Linked DNA regions of Homo sapiens: region 1 is linked to region 2. A link is a loop called in an ENCODE intact Hi-C map of the cell type or tissue named here. Cell type or tissue: CD4-positive, alpha-beta T cell. All regions are shown on one strand. Links, peaks and the distances in the headings refer to the core of each region. The heading gives the core; the rest is flanking DNA. Region 1 overlaps PIK3CD (phosphatidylinositol-4,5-bisphosphate 3-kinase catalytic subunit delta). Region 2 overlaps CLSTN1 (calsyntenin 1).

Region 1 (5,298 bases), core at 1-5,000, 56 kb before region 2:
AGAAAAAATTGGCCGGGCACGATGGCTCAGGCCTGTAAACCCAGCACTTTGGGAGGCCAAGGCGGGTGAATCATGAGGTCAGGAGATCGAGACCATCCTGGCTAACACGGTGAAACCCCGTCTCTACTAAAAAATACAAAAAATTAGCCAGGTGTGGTGGCGGCTGCCTGTAGTCCCAGCTACTTGGGAGGCTGAGGCAGAAGAATCACTTGAACCTGGGAGGCGGAGGTTGCAGTGAGCCGAGATCATGCCCCTGCACTCCAGCCTGGGCGACAGAGTGAGACTGTCTCAAAAAAATGTATATATACAGATACATATGTATTTTTTTTCCTTCTTGTGTCCTCTCCATGTGAGAAGGTGGGATGGGGCGGTGAGGCTGCTGGGGCCACACATGCTTGCCAGGACCTTCCCTCTGGTGACCAGTCCCTGCAAAAGCAGCTGCTCCCATGCTCCTCCCAGAGCCATTTCTCCAGTAGGGGAGGCGAGGTCACTTGGGAACTGGGGGCTCTGGGGCCAAGATGTCTTTGGCACCTTCATTTGAGGGTGGGAGCGGAATAGAGAGCTTTTCCTGAGATGCTGGGAGCTCTCTACTAACCATTTCATTCAGTGACTCTGAAGTCCCCAGAGAGGGACGCATCCCAGAGCAAGGTCCGGGCCCCCTTAACGTGGACACCGCTGTGATTTGTTTGCAGGACTCCCTGGCACTGGGGAAAACAGAGGAGGAGGCACTGAAGCACTTCCGAGTGAAGTTTAACGAAGCCCTCCGTGAGAGCTGGAAAACCAAAGTGAACTGGCTGGCCCACAACGTGTCCAAAGACAACAGGCAGTAGTGGCTCCTCCCAGCCCTGGGCCCAAGAGGAGGCGGCTGCGGGTCGTGGGGACCAAGCACATTGGTCCTAAAGGGGCTGAAGAGCCTGAACTGCACCTAACGGGAAAGAACCGACATGGCTGCCTTTTGTTTACACTGGTTATTTATTTATGACTTGAAATAGTTTAAGGAGCTAAACAGCCATAAACGGAAACGCCTCCTTCATGCAGCGGCGGTGCTGGGCCCCCCGAGGCTGCACCTGGCTCTCGGCTGAGGATTGTCACCCCAAGTCTTCCAGCTGGTGGATCTGGGCCCAGCAAAGACTGTTCTCCTCCCGAGGGAACCTTCTTCCCAGGCCTCCCGCCAGACTGCCTGGGTCCTGGCGCCTGGCGGTCACCTGGTGCCTACTGTCCGACAGGATGCCTTGATCCTCGTGCGACCCACCCTGTGTATCCTCCCTAGACTGAGTTCTGGCAGCTCCCCGAGGCAGCCGGGGTACCCTCTAGATTCAGGGATGCTTGCTCTCCACTTTTCAAGTGGGTCTTGGGTACGAGAATTCCCTCATCTTTCTCTACTGTAAAGTGATTTTGTTTGCAGGTAAGAAAATAATAGATGACTCACCACACCTCTACGGCTGGGGAGATCAGGCCCAGCCCCATAAAGGAGAATCTACGCTGGTCCTCAGGACGTGTTAAAGAGATCTGGGCCTCATGTAGCTCACCCCGGTCACGCATGAAGGCAAAAGCAGGTCAGAAGCGAATACTCTGCCATTATCTCAAAAATCTTTTTTTTTTTTTTGAGATGGGGTCTTCCTCTGTTGCCCAGGCTGGAGTGCAGTGGTGCAATCTTGGCTCACTGTAACCTCCGCCTCCCAGGTTCAAGTGATTCTTCTGCCTCAGCCTCCTGAGTAGCTGGGATTACAGGTGTGCACCACCGTACCCAGCTAATTTTTGTATTTTAGTAGAGACGGGGGTTTCACCATGTTGGCTGGGCTGGTCTCGAACTCCTGACCTCAGGTGATCCACCCGCCTGAGCCTCCCAAAGTGCTGGGATTACAGGCATGAGCCACCGCGCCCGGCCCACTCTGCCATTGTCTAAGCCACCTCTGAAAGCAGGTTTTAACAAAAGGATGAGGCCAGAACTCTTCCAGAACCATCACCTTTGGGAACCTGCTGTGAGAGTGCTGAGGTACCAGAAGTGTGAGAACGAGGGGGCGTGCTGGGATCTTTCTCTCTGACTATACTTAGTTTGAAATGGTGCAGGCTTAGTCTTAAGCCTCCAAAGGCCTGGATTTGAGCAGCTTTAGAAATGCAGGTTCTAGGGCTTCTCCCAGCCTTCAGAAGCCAACTAACTCTGCAGATGGGGCTAGGACTGTGGGCTTTTAGCAGCCCACAGGTGATCCTAACATATCAGGCCATGGACTCAGGACCTGCCCGGTGATGCTGTTGATTTCTCAAAGGTCTTCCAAAACTCAACAGAGCCAGAAGTAGCCGCCCGCTCAGCGGCTCAGGTGCCAGCTCTGTTCTGATTCACCAGGGGTCCGTCAGTAGTCATTGCCACCCGCGGGGCACCTCCCTGGCCACACGCCTGTTCCCAGCAAGTGCTGAAACTCACTAGACCGTCTGCCTGTTTCGAAATGGGGAAAGCCGTGCGTGCGCGTTATTTATTTAAGTGCGCCTGTGTGCGCGGGTGTGGGAGCACACTTTGCAAAGCCACAGCGTTTCTGGTTTTGGGTGTACAGTCTTGTGTGCCTGGCGAGAAGAATATTTTCTATTTTTTTAAGTCATTTCATGTTTCTGTCTGGGGAAGGCAAGTTAGTTAAGTATCACTGATGTGGGTTGAGACCAGCACTCTGTGAAACCTTGAAATGAGAAGTAAAGGCAGATGAAAAGAAAGAAAAAGCCTTTTTATGTTCTTTTATGTTCTCGGCTCAAAAAGAAACAAGGGAGTGTAGGTTTAAAACCAAAACAGGAGAGAAGACAAACCCCGCTCCGGCTGGAGTTAGTTAGAACCAGAACTTTATTGTAGCGGATACACTTTCTGACCTATCATGAGTATACACATCTGCGAAGGGAAACCGCGCGGCGACAGCGTGAGGACATCCCCTGGGCGTGAGCGTCTGTCCGCTGTCTAAACAGAGCAGCTACAGGGACGGGACATGGAGGATGGCCACACATAGCACAGCCACCAGTGTCCTCAGAACTAGCAGTCAGGGTCACAGAACAGTATTCAAAATGATTGCCCACCTGTTTTAGAAATCTAAAATTTTACATGTAACTAAGAGCAAAGTGCTATGTGGGTTTTAGACCATGACTGTTTGTTTGCTCTCCTGCCCTACCACCAAGCAAAGCAGCAGGGCTCCTGGGGGAGAGGGATTTCAACCCCCCTGATGGCAGGGGGTGCTCTGGGGAGGAGAGAGGAGAGAACAGGCTGTTTTGGAAAATTCCAGCACTTTGACTTCGGGCCATGCGTCTCTCCTGGACGTTCTGAGTACGGATCGCTCAGGCCTCCTGCCGTCTCCAAAAGGAGTGGTCAGCCGGTCTGCAGGACACCTCTCAGTTTCTCCTTTTACCAGCAGGAAAATGTACATTTAAGCATAAACCACAAGGCTGCACACGGTGAGACCAGGCCACTGCCCAGGGAGCTGCTGTCGGAGGAGGAGTGTGGAAAAGGGGCCAGGGACCCCGCACCCCACACCAAATTAGGAACAGGTAGAATCCCAAAGGCAAGGCCCGGCCACTTGTAGCTACCCTGATCCAGTCTCTTGAGCAGCACAGCTAGAGGCCTGTGGCCCCCGACTCCCAGCCATACTCAGACCTGAGCAGGGGCTGGGGCGGGGCTGGGCGGGGTGGGCCTCTCCCTCTGGGGTCTGGGGAGGGAGGACCCGGCGGGAAGAGCCCGTGCTCAGAGCTCCGAACTTCACTTTACATTCCAGTCCCGGGTTACACTAGCACAAAGGACACAAGGAATCCGATTTATTTACAAAATATTAAAAAGTCAGTTAATCATCTACACAGTACCCCCCATCCTGCCATTATTTATACATGCACTAGTTTGGAAAAAATAAAAACTTTTTTTAAAAAAAGAAAAAAATGATTACCGGGTGGGAGTGAGCATGTTTTACCCTTTGTCAACGAGCCCAGCTGGCATGGCTTTTCTGGAGTGCGAGGGGCCAGTGTCCTCTCCCCGGGGGGAGACTCCAGACACAAACGCGGGGCCTGAGGCGCTGGGAGGCCCCTGTGCGAGCCGGATGGCGGCCAGAGAGGACGTGTCAGCTCCTCGTGGGACTGAAGAGCGCGACCAGGCAGAGGGTGGGCGGGGAGCCTAGGGTCCTACACACCAAGCACAGCGACGATCGTGGCGGGGAGGGGTCTGCACACCTACTGGCCGAAATGACTTTGTACATCGTGGACCCTTGGGACTGGGAGAACGGATGGCAGCAGAGTCTTCGAAAGCAGAAACCGAGGTGGCCGGGGGCACGGGTCAGTAGCTGAGGGTGGAGTCATCCCACTCCAGCTGCTGCTGCCGGGTTGCGTTCTGGGGGTCGCCCTGCTCCCCCTCCTCCTCCTCGCTGCTCTCCGACTCGGCGCTGGTGATGTCATCCTCTTCTTCGCCGTCCTCGCTTTCCTCTTCCTCTTCCTCTTCCTCCTCCTCCTCACTGCTGTGCTGGTCCTCATAGGTCTGGCAAGGAGAAGTGACGGCCACATGAGTCCGGCCCTGCCCACAGCCCCGTCACCTGGCATTCTCCTCTCGACAGCCACAGAGGAAGGAGAACTTGCCCCAGCGTCTCCCTCCCCAGCGACAGAGCAGCCAGGACGGCACCGGAAGTTATATTAGAAGTGAAGGGAAAACAAAGCTCCAGTCAGCACCCACGGAGTCACCCACATACAAAGCAGCTTGGGACAGCACCTCAGCTGCCCCACCAGAGAACTCTCTCAGGATTACCATGACCCAAGAGCGCCAAGCCCTGGCATGGCTCTTCTCTACACTTAAGGCAGAACGGCCTTGAATAAGGTCTCTCTCAGCCTCGGTTTACCCACGAAGACACCTAAGCCCCAGGCTTGCTGAGCAGATGACGCGATGGAAAGCATGTGAACCTGAAGGAGCCGCGCCGTACCGGCTTCTCGGAGGCCCTGGCCTGTGCTGCCTCTCAGTCCTGGAGGTCGCCCGCCCACTCCTACCTCCATGGGGTTGACGGTGATGGTCAGGGCAGAGTCGTCCCAGTCCATCTCGTTCTCCTTCCCGGTGTCCTGATCCCGCATGGTCCGCCGATGTGCGGCCCGGATCCGAAATACCCCCAGGATAATCATGAACACCAGGAAGCTGACGCACACCACGATCACAACTGTCGCAGTGCTGGGGACGACTGTGGGAGAATGAGGGGGCGGGATGCGAGGTCACTCGGCCCAGAAGGCCACTGTGCCCTTGACCTCCTCGGCTGTGCCTGGTCAAAACGGGCTGGACAGCACGCTTCAGCTGAACCCACAGGC
Region 2 (5,368 bases), core at 267-5,266:
AGTTTTATACCCTATAAATGGAGGCCTAAAAAAATGTGTAAAATGAAACATAGCAAACATGCCAAACTCCTGTTTACTTTTCTTACATAAAAGTAATTTGAGTCCTTGACTAATAAATCTTGAATGGTTATTTAATAAGTTATTAGGTAAGTAATGTGTTTCAAAAAAAAACTAAACTTTGAATGTATTAATTTAAAACTATGCAAAAGCAAAGCTGGCAATCAAACCTTCTACAAGTGCAGGCTGTAGCTAGGCACACACCTATCATTTCAGGATATGACTCATTTTTTAGGGTTATGGTAGATTTCAGTCATTAGAAATTATTTGATTTTTAAGTCAAGATGAAAAAAATACAATAATCAACTTTAGGATTAACATGAATATAAGCTATGCTGCCCCAGCACAACCCAACTCTGTGGGCTAAAGAGAGGCTAGACCCGGGCCGGGCGTGGTGGCTCACACCTGTAATCCTAGCACTTTGGGAGGCCAAGGCAAGCAGATCACCTGAGGTCAGGAGTTCAAGACCAACCTGGCCAACATGGTAAAACCCCGCCTCTATTGAAAATACAAAAATTAGCCGGGCGTGGTGGCACACGCCTATAATCCCAGCTACCCAGGAGGCTGAGGTAGGAGAATAGCTGGAACCTGGGAGGCGGAGGCTGCAGTAAGCTGAGATCGCGCCATCGCACTCCAGCCTGGGTGACAGAGCGAGACTCCATCTCAAAAAGAAAAAGAGAGAGAGAGGCTGGACCCATGCCTAAGTCTCACAAGTAACGGGGATTTCAGCAGGTTGGTTGCAGAGCCCAGACGCCAACCACAGGTCCCAGGGTGGCCCTGATATCAGTCAACCCAGTACACGAACAGTTCCTTTCCGGTTTATTCACTCATATGGATGGTTCCCCACTTACAGTGGCTCAACTTAGGATTTTTAGACTTTACAAAGATGGGTTTATCAGAAGATAAACCTGATTGTAAGTAAAGAAGACTTTGTAACTAGAAATCCACGGTTTCCAGCCAGGCGCAGTGGCTCACACCCATAATCCCAACACTTTGGGAGGCCCAGGTAGGAGGATTGCTTGAGCCTAGAAGTTCGACACCAGCCTGGGTGACAAGGTGTGATCCCGTCTCTACAAAAAAATGTTTTAAAAAATTAGGCTGGACACAGTGGCTCACGCCTGTAATCCCAACACTTCGGGAGGCCAAGGCGGGTGGATCACCTGAGGTCAGGAGTTCGAGACCAGCTTGGCCAATGTGGTGAAACCCTGTTTCTACTAAAAACACAAAAATTAGGCCAGGCACAGTGTCTCGCGCCTGTAATTCCAGCACTTTGGGAGGCCGAGGCAGGTGGATCACCTGAGGTCAGGAGTTCGAGACCAGCCTGGCCAACATGGTGAAACCCCGTCTCCACTAAAAAAATACAAAAATTGGCCGGGCACAGTGGCTCACGCCTGTAATACCAGCACTTTGGGAGGCCAAGGTGAGCAGATGGCCTGAGGTCAGGAGTTCGAGACCAGCCTGGCAAACATGGTGAAACCCTGTCTCTACTAAAAATACAAAAATTAACCAGGCGTGGTGGCGGGTGCCTGTAATCCCAGCTACTTGGGAGGCTGAGACAGGAGAATTGCTTGAACCTGGGAGGCAGAGGTTGCAGGGAGCTGAGACCACACTATTGCACTCCAGCCTGGGCAACAAGAGTGAAACTCCATCTCAAAAAATAATAATAATAATAATACAAAAATTAGCTAGGCGTGGTGGCAGATGCCTGTAATCCCAGATACTTGGGAGGCTGGGGCAGGAGAATTGCCTGAACCAGGGTGACGGAGGTTGCAATGAGCCAAGATTGCGCCACTGCACTCCAGCCTGGGCGACAGGAGCGAAACTCTATCTCAAAAAAAAAAAAAAAAAAAAATTAACCAAGCGTGGTGGCATGCACCTGTAACCCCAGCTACTCGGAAGGTTGAGGCAGGGGAATCTCTTGAACCTGGGGGGCAGACGTTGCAGTGAGCAGAGATTGTGTCACTTGCACTCCGGCCTGGGTGACAAAGCGAGATTCCCTCTTGAATAAAAAAAAAAAGTTAGCTGGCATGGTGGCACATGCCTGTACTCCCAGCTACTCGGGAGGCTGAGACAGGAGGAATGTTTCAGCCCAAGAGTTACAGGCTGCCGTGAGCCAAGATCTCACCACTGCAGTCCAGCCTCAGGGAGAACAAGACTATCTCTAAAGAAAAAAGAAACCCACTGTTTCAAACAAGAGTGTGATGTGTGCCTCTTATCATGACACGTAGGTTGGTCATGTCTGCCCTTAAAAAACAACAGCTAAATATTGCAAGAGACTGTTGGCGTCTCACCTATAAATCCTAGATGATGTTACAGGTTTCATTTGCAGATTCAACTTTTAAACCTTGGTCTATCATAAGAACCTGCAATTAAGGAACACTGCCAGCAGGTGGTGACAGGTGCCCTTGCATGCTCCAAGTTCTCAGGCTTTGATTTTAAAATCCTGCTAGTTAATTTCCAAAGGCGAGCTAGTAGGCCCTTGTTAAAGATGACATGGGTAGAAAAGTATCTTAAACTCTAAGTTTAAAATCTCCAGCTGATTCTTTTTTTCCTCAAAAAAGCATTTGGAACAGGTAAAATATTCACAGTTTTAAAATCAAAATATAAAAAGGCATTATCTCTGGGTCTCTAAGTATTGTCCCTAGTCATAAATTCTTTTTTTTTTTTTTTTTGAGAGTCTTGCTCTGTCACCCAGGCTGAAGTGAAATAAAACTACAATGTGTGCCACCACTCCCAGCTAATTTTTGTTATTTTTAGAGGAGAGGGGTTTTCACCATGTTGGCCAGGGTGGTCTTGAACTCTTGACCTCAGGTGATCCACCGTGCCTGGCTAATTTTTGTATTTTTAGCGGAGACAGGGTTTCACCATGTTGGCCAGTCTGGTCTCAAACTCCTGGCCTCAAGTGATCCGCCTGCCTCAGTCTCCCAAAGTGCTGGGATTACAGGCGTGACCCACTGCACCCAGCTGTAAAACAGATTTTTTAATTACTCTTATTTTTTTTTTTCCAAAGACTGAACACTGCCAAAGAATCTCTGTATGCACAGGTTTAAGGATTTCTTCATCAGAATCCCAAACAAACTAAATTTTAAAGGGCTGATTGAAACACCAAATACATAGCTTAGACATTATTTAGATCAGGGTTTCTCAACAGCTGGACACTCTGGGCCAGACAATGTTTAGCTGTGGGGCTGTCCCGTGCATTGTGGGACGTTCAGCAGCATCCCGGCCTCAAAACCACTGGATGTCCGCGGCCTCCCCACCAAGATGTGCCAACCAGAAGTGTCTCCAGACATTCCCCAAGATCCCCTGGGGGCAATCCTCCTCCCTCCTCCCTTGAGAACCACTGACTGACATCCACCCCGTTAAGGAAAACCAATGATGTCTACATGAAAATCACTTGTACACTTTAAAAGAGCCACTTTAATAATTTGTGCATTACATTGATGTGAATTTCTTTTTTTTTTTTTTTCCGAGTCAGGGTCTCACTCTGTCTCAGAGGTGTGGGACACCCCACCCAGCTTGAAGTTAATTTTTAAAATAAAAACACATTAAGGCCGGGCACGGTAGGTCATGCCTGTAATCCCAGCAATTTGGGAGGTTGAGGTGGGTGGATCGCTTGAGTTCAGGAGTTCGACACCAGCCTGGGCAAAATGATAAAACCCTGTCTCTACAAAAAATAGGAAAAAATTAGCCAGGCATGGTGGTACACTTGGGAGCTACTTGGGACCTCCCAGCTACTCGGGAGGCTGAGGCATGAGAATCGCTTGAGCCTGGGAGGTGGAGGTTGCAGTGAGCTGAGATCACACCACTGCACTCCAGACTGGGTGACAGAGCGAGACCTGCCTCAAACAAACAAAAAACACACACATTAAGTGTCAAATAAATTCTTAAGCTAACAGAACAATTGAGTTTTTTAATAGTACAGTGAAACTTTCCCTGCATTTATTCACTTTTCCCAGGACAAGCATCATACCACCACATACTGTTACACACAATGCAGCTGTTCTACGAAAGGTGAGGCTGGGCGCGGTGGCTCATGCCTGTAATCCCAGCACTTTGGGAGGCCGAGGCAGGCTGATCACCTGAAGTCAGGAGTTCGAAACCAGCCTGGCCAACATGGCGAAACCCCGTCTCTACTAAAAACACTAAAAATTAGCCAGGTGTGGTGGTGGGCACCTGTAATCCCAGCTACTCAGGAGACTGAGGCAGGAGAATTGCTTGGACCCGGGAGGTGGAGGTTGCAGTGAGCTGAGATTGTGCTATTGCACTCCACTGCAGCCTGGCTGACAAGAGTGAGACTCCGTCTCAAAAAAAAAAAAAAAAAAAAAAAAACAAAGGTGAGAGCTGTTTGCAAGCTCTGCACATCTGGATCCACTCTCTTGCTCACAGGCTGGGACACCTGCCTGTCCGCCACCAGGCGGTCTATGGCTGGGCATGGGCTCACCACTACCCAGCTCACAGGGCCTGAGAGCTACATCGGGCTCCTCGTGTTGGGGAGCGCAAGGCATGCATGGTGGCATCATGAGAAAAGACCAGGGAATGAGCAGGAACAGATGGAGGAGGAACCCCTATGTCCTTCTCCCTGGTGCACATCCCACCCTGAACACTAAGAAGGAAGCAAGGGGACCAGACCCTGCACATGAGCCTCAGGGTAGGATGCCAGGAGAGTCCCAAGAACGAAGTTGGGGGTGAAGAGGTGGCTGCAGGGGTGAGAAGAGAAGGGGAAGGGGCTGGGCTGAGACTGCAGTTTAGAGTCTAGGTATCTCCCGCACACGGAGATGGGGCTGTCCCCAACTAGAACTGAGAGCTAAGGAGGAATGACAGGGCAGGAGAATCCAGAAGAAGGGGCTTCTGTTTCCCCCTTCTTCCATCCATCCATCCGTCTTTCTCGAGGCCCAGGTAGTCTTCTAGGTACCAAGAAAATAATGGTGAGTAAAACAGCCCCTGCCCTCTCAGAGCTTGTGTTATGGTTGATAAAAATATGAATTTGAAACAGAACCTGCAAAGTAATCCTCACTTCCTACAATTGCAACTTTTGAAAGCTTAAAGTGAGCCTTCTAATTTTTTTTTTTTTTTTTTTGAGACGGAGTCTCACTCTGTCGCCCAGCCTGGAGTGCAGTGGTGTGATCTCGGCTCACTGCAAGCTCCGCCTCCCGGGTTCACGCCATTCTCCTGCCTCAGCCTCCCGGGTAGCTGGGACTACAGGCACCTGCCACCGTGCCCGGCTAATTTTTTGTGTTTTTAGAGAGACGGGGTTTCACCATGTTAGCCAGGATGGTCTCGATCTCCTGACCTCGTGATCCACCTGCCT

What was found. Hi-C counts contacts between places; a loop is a spot of excess contacts. Peaks named below come from ENCODE experiments on the same cell type or tissue, not always from the same donor. Only the 100,000 strongest peaks of a DNase experiment are listed, where the experiment ranks them.
Region 1: a loop joins it to region 2, with 7 times the contacts of the local background. A loop is called at or near these places in 3 of 110 quality-filtered maps.

What each region holds. Positions count from the first base shown.
Region 1 is chr1:9,726,217-9,731,514 of GRCh38, forward strand. It overlaps PIK3CD (phosphatidylinositol-4,5-bisphosphate 3-kinase catalytic subunit delta), which reads left to right. Exons shown (of 24, transcript NM_005026.5): 24 at 693-2,898. The coding sequence ends at 830. It overlaps CLSTN1 (calsyntenin 1), which reads right to left. Exons shown (of 19, transcript NM_001009566.3): 18 at 4,990-5,174; 19 at 2,710-4,489. The coding sequence ends at 4,292. Among named protein-coding and RNA genes, the nearest start is that of PIK3CD-AS2, 41 kb to the left of the region's middle. In CD4-positive, alpha-beta T cell, for the core only: no CTCF peak of the experiment used is centred there; DNase peaks (open chromatin) are centred at 2,525, 3,215, 4,185 and 4,525; H3K4me3 peaks cover 1,381 bases; H3K27ac peaks cover 1,571 bases.
Region 2 is chr1:9,782,285-9,787,652 of GRCh38, forward strand. All of the region lies in intron 1 of CLSTN1 (calsyntenin 1), which reads right to left. Among named protein-coding and RNA genes, the nearest start is that of CLSTN1, 39 kb to the right of the region's middle. RefSeq lists an enhancer at 4,040-4,540. In CD4-positive, alpha-beta T cell, for the core only: a CTCF peak has its summit at 2,470 (motif pointing right); a DNase peak (open chromatin) is centred at 2,447; H3K4me3 peaks cover 367 bases; H3K27ac peaks cover 745 bases.